2 separate regions of the Homo sapiens genome follow, and region 2 is linked to region 1. The links are chromatin loops, found by intact Hi-C in ENCODE. Cell type or tissue: HepG2. All regions are shown on one strand. Links, peaks and the distances in the headings refer to the core of each region. The heading gives the core; the rest is flanking DNA.

Region 1 (5,388 bases), core at 205-5,204:
TGGATAATTCTTTGTAGTTGGGTGTTATCTTGTGTATTATAGGATGTTTATCAACATCTCTGGCCTCTATCCACTAGATGCCATTCCCCAAGTTGTATCAACCAAAAATACTTCCAGACATCACCAAACTTGTTCCCAGTCCAGAACCATTACCTTAAAACAGCCACCGCTGGCCAGGCGCAGTGGCTCACGCCTGTAATCCCAGCACTTTGGGAGGCCAAGGCGGATGGTTCACAAGGTCAGGGGTTCAAGATCAGCCTGGCCAATGTGGTGAAACCCTGTCTGTACTGAAGATACAAAAATCAGCTGGGCATGGTGGCAGTTGCCTGTAATCCCAGCTACTTGGACTGCTGAGTCAGGGAATTCTTTGAACCCAGGAGGCAGAGGTTGCATTGAGCCAAGATCGCACCACTGCACTCCAGCCTGGGCAACAGAGTGAAACTCCACCTCAAAAAACAAACAAACAAAAAAAAACAGCCACCATTTACTCTCATTCACTCATGGGGTTGTTGGTCATGTGGAGGGAATTCAGCTGACCTCAGCTGGGCAAACCTGCTTCAAACTACAGGATCCTGATGCGCTTACGTATTCTTCGTAGGTTGGTCTCAGATTCACCCCAGTATGTTCGTTCTGGTGCCCATGCTGAAAGGATGGCAGCTATGGAGCAGAAACTCTTTACATGGCAAACAAAAGGTAAAGCCCAACCATCCAAGCATATTTCAAGTCTTTGCTTGTGCCATTTCTGCTGACATCCCATTGGCCAAAGCAACGCACAAGACCAACCTCCAAGTTAAAGGTGGTAAAGCACATTTGGTCAGCAGTGGAATAACTTCCAATTACAAAGCAAAGGGCATGGATATAAGGAGAGGTGAAGAATTAGTGGTGGTAATTCACTCTACCACAGTCCACCTGCAGAGGGAGAAGTCTCTTCCCCATGGTGGCCATCCCTTTTAATTCTCCTGTTCTTTATGACGTTAGTCATGTTAGCAATTACAAGACAAGTGTCTACATAAATACATACATTTGCCTTCTTTCATCCTTAGTCTATATCCCCAAGGCTCACATCTCACCAGATGTTTAATGATTCAAAAGAAAAACAATGAGCCATTTTTGCCAAGGATATTGAACTGTGTCACAGAGTAGCTGCCATAGTCCTTCAGCCTAATGTAAACTCTGCTTTGGTTCAGAACCCAATCAGGAAACAACTCTCCTTACCAAAAAGACAGAAAACAGCCTCTTTAATTGGCATATATGGGAAAATTTAATATCTAGCCTGAAAAACTCAGAGCATTCAGAGATCAGTGTAAGACAAATAAGTGCAGGCCCACAAACAGAAAAGTTATCCAAGAGTATTTGTACCAAGTCATTAGTGGAACCAAACTTCCTTTGGAATCTAGTCAATGAAGACTCTGTGGGTAAAGATTGAGATTTTCCTACAAAGCATAATAAGGATTCTAACATAAGCAAAATCTTGGCTCAGATCACCACAGGGCCTAAAAGACATGAAACAAAATAAAAAGAGAATCCATACACAAGGATAAATATCCTTTTCCACTTTAGTATTTTCCTCATATCGTTAGTGAGAAAAGCTAGCACGCTTTACACCAGACCTCTCAATATCATTTAGCATTTGCTGGATATAATGCCCCTTACGTTTGACTATAGAGCAAACTGCACTTAGTTCTCTTCCCACACAGTAGATCCCGTTATTCTACATCCATTGCTTTGTGGCCTTCAGGTTGCCTAAACTAAAGACCTCATCCAGGTTTTCTTCAAGATGAATATCTGGAGTAGTCAAACCATGTCCAACTATTTTGATCAATGTCGTTGCAGTGATTGCAATCTGGATGTTCTATACATTACAGCTATTCAACATCTTTCCCACAGGAACCTCTTGCTCCATATACTAAAATTAGCTGACCGTTATTTTCATATATGAACCAAAGAGGTGTTTGTCTACAACGTACACAGTTACCAAGATGCCTTCAGGTAGTCTGGGTTTCACTACAATAGCTGTGAAGCACCTATTATAAACTAAGTACTCTTATACATGAAAAGTACACAATTCCTACCCCATAGAAAATAGAGTATAGACAGGGGCAGTATAAGTAAACAAAACAATGACAGGACAATGCAAAGAGAGCATCAGCAGCAAAAAGCTCTGTGCCATCTGGGTAAGAGATGATACAGAAGGGGGAATGGTTAACTTGTTCTAGAGGCATCAGGAAATGTTTCAAGCAAGAGAGAAAATCCAGGATGATGTTCTCCTACAAGAAACCTAAAAAAATCAAGGAAAGTATATTTCTTTATATTTAAACATGCTTTTCTAACCCTGAGTTTTTCATTTAATGAGGAATATATTATAAAGAAGAGTGGTAAATGTTACTGAGTTGTCCTTAACCTTCAAAAAAGTTTTAACTATGTGCTGTAGATAAAAACTATAATACTTAAGGATCTATATCTTCTCACCAGATTTTCCAAGTGTGTTAATAATAAATCTACTCTGGAAAAATATTACCTATGATTAAACTACATTCCCCGTTATTGACCTTTACGACCTCATGCTTCCTTTGCTAGGGTGCTATAATTACCTCATAAAAGAAAGGGTAGAGTAACAGGACCCATGAAGATAAAAAACATCCACTGAATTTCCCTCACTCAAGCTATCATCTGGAATCTCTGAGTCTCTCAACCTTTTTCTAAAGCTATTAATATTATTGCTGTGTTGACCTTTGCTGCTGTTTGCCATTTTGAAATTTACAGATCAGCAAGCACCAGTAAATCTTGTCAGAATTAATGCAAATGTAAGACACAGTCATTACAGGCTCCTCACGGTAAAGAATAGCTTGCTACAATGTTATTACCGAGACACAATTTATCCTGATTGCCAGAAAGATGAGACACCCTGAATATAAGCAGTAAACTGGCTCTGAGAAATAAATCTCACTGGCATTGCCCACACAGAAGTTTGCTCACGCGGATGAATGCTGTCAGTGCAGCGAGTGGCGGAGTGATTGATTCACTCCCGTACATCTCCCATCTCCCCCTGCTGGAGAATGAAAGTTAATTTGCTCTCATTCATTCTGTTCACCACACTAGATGTTTTTAAGGGTTGAACTCAGAAAATGAAGACAAGTAAATAATGGTTTCGATGACTTTTTTTCCCGGCAGTGGATGTGCCTTCATATTTCAACCCTGCACATTTCTTTCATAGGGTAGCTATGATTAATATACCAATGAATTCCAAGTCAAACAGGAAACATTATTTGCTCTGTTGGATGAGCTTATGTTTCTGATATATAAAAAAGTGATTCCATAAAAGAATTGAGGATATATAGGTAGCAAAATTCCAGTTCATGACAATTTCATCTTCTCAGTGCATTTTTAAATCACTTTTTCTCTATGAAAAATTCTTGCAATGATATTAAAGAACTAAGAATTTTAATGTAGTCTTCTTTAAAGAATAGAGTGAATGTTGGTGGCCAAAAGAATGAGAGTTATGATCAACTCAGTATACCACTGGAGGCTACAGGAGCAAACAGCAAACTGTTTCTCATGAAAGCAGGATGTTCAAAGCAGGATGTTGGCAAAATGACAAACTGCATCTGCCACCCAGAAGGAATGCTGAGGGCAGTCATGCCCCAAGTGCAGTGTTTTTGTGATTAGGCACAACTGAAGCTTGTTAGCAATAATATGACCCTGTGATTAATTGAGCGGCTGACCAATCATTACCTCCTCCTCCCTGCTCTTTCTACCCAATAAATACAAAGGGCTGTGGAAGCTCAATGGGCTGCCTTTGCTCATTAGAAGCAGGGAGCTCTCTTCTTCTTCCCCTGGATCCTTCCTTTAAAATAGTTTCTTTTGTCTTAAGTTTTCATTTCTACGTTTGTCCCTTCATTCAGTCTCTTAAATGACGGTCTCAAGCAGTAACAGTAGTAATTGCTGTAATGACGGTCTCAAGTAGTAACCAGGGCACTCTGCCACAAGTGGCACCTGAACAGGGACTAACAGGGACTATCAAGAACAAACGGAGACCTGAAGAGACCTGAAGGGAACTGAAGAGGTCTGCAGGGACAAATAGAGATAAGTAGGGATAAATAGAGATAAATAGAGACAAATAGAGATAGGTAAGGAATGACAGGGACTTGCAGGAAGTAACAGGGACCATAGGGACAGATAGGGATAGATAAAGACTAGCAAAGACTAGCCGAGATTAGCAAAGACCAGCAAGGACTAGCAGAGACTAGCAAAGACTAGCAGAAACTTGCAGGGACAGGCAGAGACAGATAGGGACAGATAGGGTCCTACAGGGACTTGAACGAGGAAGATCTGCTGGAAAAGAAAAGAACTACAACCAACCAGATGAACAAGAAACCCTGTTACAAGTCTGCTGGCAGCAACATAAGGTCAGTGCTCTAAAAAGGTACTGGTCAGTACCCTAGAGGTACAAAGAACGGGAAGTTTTTGATCAGGGTAACATGGGGAAGAATTTGGTTATTTCTTTTCTCTTTTTTGTTTGGAGTTTGGTACGTGCCATCTTCTGTTATTTCAGGGTTTGAGAGAATTTTTTGCCCCACCTACAGCACCTATGGAGGGTGATGAACAGGAGAGGGAGGATGAAAATTGGCTTGTATCATCTTCTTTAGTGGTTGCAAAAATGCTAAATGTTATAAGTGTAGAAAAATTGGATCTATGGGAGTAATTTTAGGTAAAAGTCAACTTAACTTACACGGTATTACTGTAGTCCCAGGAGTTGTTGATTCGGATTGTGAAGGAGAAATTCAGGTGGCGGTAATGTCATAAGATTTTAGGTTTTAAACCAGGAGAATATCTTGCAGAACTGTTGCTTATTCCCTGTAAATTGCACCCTTCTCCACATAAGGAGAAATGAGTTTGTGGATTTGGCTCAACTGTTGCTTATTCCCTGTAAATTGCCCTCTTCTCTATGTAAGAAGAAGCGAGGAGGTCGGGAATTTGGGAGTACAACTAGGAGAGAGATTTATCTATCACAACCCATAGCATCTAATAGACCCACCTGTACAGTACAAATTGAAGGCTTAAGGATTGTTTTTTTACTATGTTATTGCACGAGAGGGAGAGGCTTCGATTTGTTTTCTCTGTGCCTTCTGTTAATCAGAAAGAGCCTGCTTCTCATTATCAATGGAAAGTTTTACCCCGTGGCAATTAACCAAAGAGGGAGAGGCTGAGCTGTAGCTTGTAGAACAAATGCTTCTGCAATGGCATGCCTCCCGGCTTAGAGCCACCTTTGCTTCTGTTTTGGTAGATTTACTAACTTGGGGACCAGGGTATGCTTGTTTTTGCAGGAAATGAACAAAAAGTGTGGGTGCCCCCAAGGTGTGTACTACCATGGAATGGGAGATTGGAGGG
Region 2 (5,388 bases), core at 242-5,241, 93 kb before region 1:
AAAAGAGAGTTAGGGATGATAACTACCTGTACTCTCTTTCAGATTCTAGAATGATGTTTGGTTCATATTAGCTAACAAAAATAAAATTAAATCTTAAAATTTTTAAAAAAGTTTGCTTTATGTAGTATTTCTTTCTCTCATTTTAGGGCTGTAGTTAATTGTTGTCTATCTTAAAGAAAACCTCAGGGGCCGGGCGCGGTGGCTCACGCCTGTAATCCCAGCACTTTGGGAGGCCGAGGCGGGTGGATCAGGAGGTCAGGAAATCAAGATCATCCTGGCTAACATGGTGAAACCCCGTCTCCACTAAAAATACAAAAAAATGAGCCAGGTGGGGTGGCGGGCGCCTGTAGTCCCAGCTACTGGGGAGGCTGAGGCAGGAGAATGCGTGAACCCGGGAGGCGGACCTTGCAGTGAGCTGAGATCACGCGACTGCACTACAGCCTGGGCGACAGAGCGAGACTCTGTCTCAAAAAGAAAAAAAAGAAAACCTCAGAAAATTCTAAAGTCAATTTACATTTATCATTAAAAAACACGTTAGTTATTACTGAGATAAATTTTCAAAATGTACATTAAATAAACAAATAATCACATTAGTGTATGTAATCTAAACCTAAAATAGGAGCCTAGATGTAGAAGACAAGAGACACTAGAACAATATTTAAAATTAGCCATCAAGGACCCAGGCACTTACAAAAATAATTAGCTGATGTGATAAGCCCTGTTTCAAAAACAAAGTCAACAAACATCTAGACCAGGAGTGCTCTGGTCTCACTAGGAGTAAATTCACAGGTCTGAATCTCTCCATTGGATAAATAAATAAATAAATAAATAAATAAATAAATAAATAAATAGAGCTTTCACTCTAAGAAATATCAAAAGCATGAAAATTTACTTTTTCTTGTTTCTCCTAATGTCTTCTACAAGTCTACACGTACAGGAGCTTAGAAGAGAGCCCGGCACATAGCGCGTGCCCAAGAAATGTTGTTTACAATTATTATATCTTCAAAATGCAAATGAATCAAAAATCTAGATTCTGCAAATGCACAGAAATTGAGAGGCCAGAGAGAGAAAGGAGTGGGTAAGCATTTAATTATATAGTTAGCTCGATGAACACTGTTAACTTTCTCTCTCAAAAAGTCAGATGGAATCTATAAAGTAGCTTGACATACAGAAATCCAAGATTTGATACTTTTTGTTCTTCTCTCCAACTATAACTATTTAAATAAATGAAATAGAATAAATATCATCATAGATCACCAACAAATTTTTGTATTTTTTGTTGTTAATGAGGAAAACTTCCCTTGGGATAAACCATTATTTGAAACAGAAAGAACTTGAATTCCACCACAGGTTAGGAGATGAAAATTATTTGCATTGTATGTGGGTTGCTAAGAAGGAAGCATCAAATTAAATTTTCTACCAAATTCATATTTGCTGGGTTAGTTCCTTTTCTCTCCTATGGTGGCTATAAAATCCATGCTAATTACCCATCAACCTCACAGGGATGAAGCCAGGAGTAAATGGCAAGGAAGCAGCTGGAAACCTCTGAGTACTGCATATAAATGGGGACAGGAGATTACCCCCACTTGATCTGGCAAGACTGGGCCAAAGCCCTGGGCCAAACCCTTGCATCCCCAAGAGACTGCCAACAGGAGCACCAGCTGCACTTTAAAGCAGAAAGTCTAGAACAAGAGCCCTCTGGGAGCAGACAAAGTGTGTAACCGCAAAAAGTAATATTCAGCCTACCAGGGAGTAGCCGTTTCCCAGGATCAACAGAAGGCTAAGAGGTTCCAAATTTCTTGTGAAAGCAGGTAATTTAGCCACAGATTTTTGTCTATCATGGTATTCTTTGACGTTTTTTCTTCCAACATTAGCAGTCACAAATAACATATTGAATGCTTATTATGTAATTGTCATTCTTCATTCATCGTCTGATTTAATTCTCATAACAATTCTGTGAGATAGTTGTTTTTATTATTCCTTGTTTATAGAAGTAATGGAGACTGGAGAGATTAAGTAACTTGCCCAGGGACTTGTAAGGTGGAAAGCAAACTGCAGACATAGAATTATCTCAAGAATTTTCTTTCATAATCATGATGGTTCCAAGATTTTCCATGACTTTCATTTAATTCCCAAATATTTCATTATTATCTTCTTGCCTTTCTTTCTTAGTTACTATCTGCTCTCTGACTACTACAAGGATAGAGCACATATGCGTGTGTGCATGCACACACACACACACCATGCAACTATTAACCAGTTCCAACCTTGGGCTGTGTTAATGCCAGGGAAGCACCCTAAGGGGGCAGTAATTTCCTGTCTCAACTTAGAAAGATGTGAGCCATGGTTCTCTCTATTCAATATGCATAACCTAAAGAGAAATTTCAGAATGTGCCCACTGGGAAAGGAAAGACTTTTTGAGTTTACTCTGAAGGCCTTGGCAAAAATCCAAATATTTGAATTTATTTTGTTTCTCTTCTGAGACTGTGAAATGCTTTTAAGTGTCTGCTAAATTTTGCTCTAATATATAGCAGTAGGGAGGTGCTTCATCTCCCTGGAGTCACTGGAAAAGCTCACAGAAGCGAGTTTAAGAAACAAACCTGAAAAGTGGTACAAGTCAAGCCTGTCTCTCCTCAGAGGCATCTGCAGGCTGTAAAGTGTGCTGACAGGAAATTCAGCTACCCACACGACTTTACAGCAGCTACTCAAACCAGTTTTACATTTATCCTGTGACCAGAGAGGAAGAGGAAAGTAAAAAACATTAAATGTCCTTTGCTTGGCCTCTCATACTGTTTCAAAGCATGAATGCTTGTAAAGTTGTTTAGATATCAAAGCAGACAATATGTGCTGGGTTTTATCTTGAAGGAAAAAAGAAAAATAATGTTTTGGGAATAGAGAATCTTCCAACAAATATATCTCCCATTAATGGTTTTAACTCTGGAGAAATGTTAGTCCTTATAGGATCATCAAATAATCATAAAGTGAAAATACATACTTAGATGAACAAAGACTGAAATTCATCTGTTTCACTTTTTTTAAACAAAGGGCTCCTAACAGTTCTCAGTCAGCTGTTACAATGTTTAATCATAATTTGGGCAAAAATAAAAATCTCCCTTTCTAAATGAATTCTTCTCTTGCTTCATATTAAGCCCACTACTTGTCTTTCAATCCCAGTGGAGATAGATGATAATTGGACACAATCTTTTTCACAATTCCCTTTCAATAGCTTGAAAACAGTTATGAATCTTCATCTTAATTTTTTAAACCCTCAGTATATTGACTCTCTTATAATTCATTGTCAAAATGTCCATTACTATATTTCCTCTTGATTCTCTCACTTCTCTAGAAATATACTAAAACACAAAGACCAATATTAGAGCAATTTCCTAATAAAAGTTTGAATACAAATAAATATCCTATAATACTTGTTTCTAGCTCTCTAATATCAACTACTTCTAATAGCTTTTAAAAGTAAACACTGTTAATCACTTATTGATTTTGAATTTATGATTCTGGTAAAGTGACTTACTTGTTCTACCTAGTTTGGGATAGTTTCTTTGGACATTTTATATCAGGATAAATTAAAAATATCTGTTATATGAAATTATACTGCTCCCTAAAGGTTAATATCAAATTGACTAAATATCTCTTCAATTTATGACATGACACATGGAATTTTACACATTTTCCCCAAGGTATTAGGAACTTAACCAAAATAGTGTCATCAATAATTGGATAGGAACAACATCAATTCAATCATCTGGAGAATTATAAAAGCTCAGATGAGGAAGAGCCCTTTAGAGGCAACCTAGTACAAACTTCCCACTCTGAAATGAAAATGAAAGAACAACAGATGAAATATCTTGATCAGCTCTTAGTGATCCAGGCCTGATCCCCAGGCTCGGTTCTTCCCATGTAGTATCCCTTCCGCTCTGTTCCACAGCCAATTCTCATTCAGAACACCAGAAAAATATGCTGTTATGGTTTGTTCTATGTTATTTTTCCTGCTTTTCAGCCACAGAAACACCTTTGTCCTTTCCCTGACTCTCTTTCTTCACCTAGGTAACCACTGTCCATTAATTAATTCAGCAAATATCCATTGAGTTACTCAATGAATTCCAAGAGTATTGCCAAACCAAAGAGTAATACAATAAATTGATGCAAGTGTAATAAAAATATATGCTAAGGAGTTCTCAGACCCTTTTACCCTTTTCACACAGGGCTAAGTTCACAGGCCTGAAAATCAAGATGTCCAAGGTAGGGATAGGTAAAGCAAGAAAAGACTGGAGATACTGTCTAAGGAAGAGGGCTGTTACTGAGGATAAGTGGATTAAAAAGCCTGGATTAAAATATGTCAAATAAGAGAACTGTAGAGCTTGGTTATGTGGCATCAAAGAGAAGTCTAGTCCATTTAACAGTTCCTGATTGTTTCTGGATTAAAAAAAGGAAATTTTGTTTCTTAATTTCCTTTCTATTATCTATGTCACATCTTAGGCTAATTAATGCAAAACAATATAACTAAGTTATACAACTTATGAAATAGATGCATGTCACACCTAAGGAATTATCCATAAGATATATAAGCTTTGATCCACCAAGAAACTATTCATTCAATGACTATGTATTTTGTATCTATACAAAATTTTCTGTTCTTTCTAGTACCAAATGTGATCATTATAATAATTCTGTTACTTTTATTACATTCATCAGTCACATGTGACATTCCTGACTATAGAGTTCTTTCTACAAGTGTAATTTACTAATATCTACTAACAATCTCACTAAAAACAGCAGTTGTTCAAGGAAAACATTGCCCTTTATAATACATGTACAGACATCTAGGAATACATCAGACATGTGCATGTTCAAGTATGTATTACAAATAAGTCATGGGGTCATGAAACTTGGCAAGGTGATTTATTTTTATTTATAATGCTATGTAGAAGACATATTTCTAATTGTTGTCACAACTTGAAATATGTACTTCTTATTTTTGTGTTATCACATAGTTTATCAATTACTATCAAGCACAGGATATCTTGAACCTTTCATATATTATTGAAATATTTTCCTAGTTGCAAACACTGTGTGTATTGGAAACAGCATGGGGCAAACTGCCGCTTTTAAACCATCAGATCTCATGAGAACTCACTTACTATCATGAGAACAGCATAGGGGAAATTGTCCCCATGATCCAGTCACCTCCCACCAGATCCCTCCCCCAACACATGGAGATTACAATTCCAGATGAAATTTGGGTGGGAACACAGAGCCAAACCATATCAGTGTGCTAAAAATAGATGATGACATCCATGTAAGACACCTTCATTTTCAGTTCATCTCTCTTCAAATAATTTGTCACCCTTTATAACATGTGAACAACTAGAT

The links. Peaks named below come from ENCODE experiments on the same cell type or tissue, not always from the same donor. Only the 100,000 strongest peaks of a DNase experiment are listed, where the experiment ranks them.
Region 2: a loop joins it to region 1, with 26 times the contacts of the local background. A loop is called at or near these places in 2 of 110 quality-filtered maps.

What each region holds. Positions count from the first base shown.
Region 1 is chr14:45,714,368-45,719,755 of GRCh38, reverse strand. LINC02303 (long intergenic non-protein coding RNA 2303) reads left to right here and starts at 4,154. Exons shown (of 2, transcript NR_146547.1): 1 at 4,154-4,406. In HepG2, for the core only: no CTCF peak of the experiment used is centred there; no DNase peak of the experiment used is centred there.
Region 2 is chr14:45,807,590-45,812,977 of GRCh38, reverse strand. No RefSeq gene overlaps it. Among named protein-coding and RNA genes, the nearest start is that of LINC02303, 95 kb to the right of the region's middle. RefSeq lists an enhancer at 1,273-1,902. In HepG2, for the core only: no CTCF peak of the experiment used is centred there; no DNase peak of the experiment used is centred there.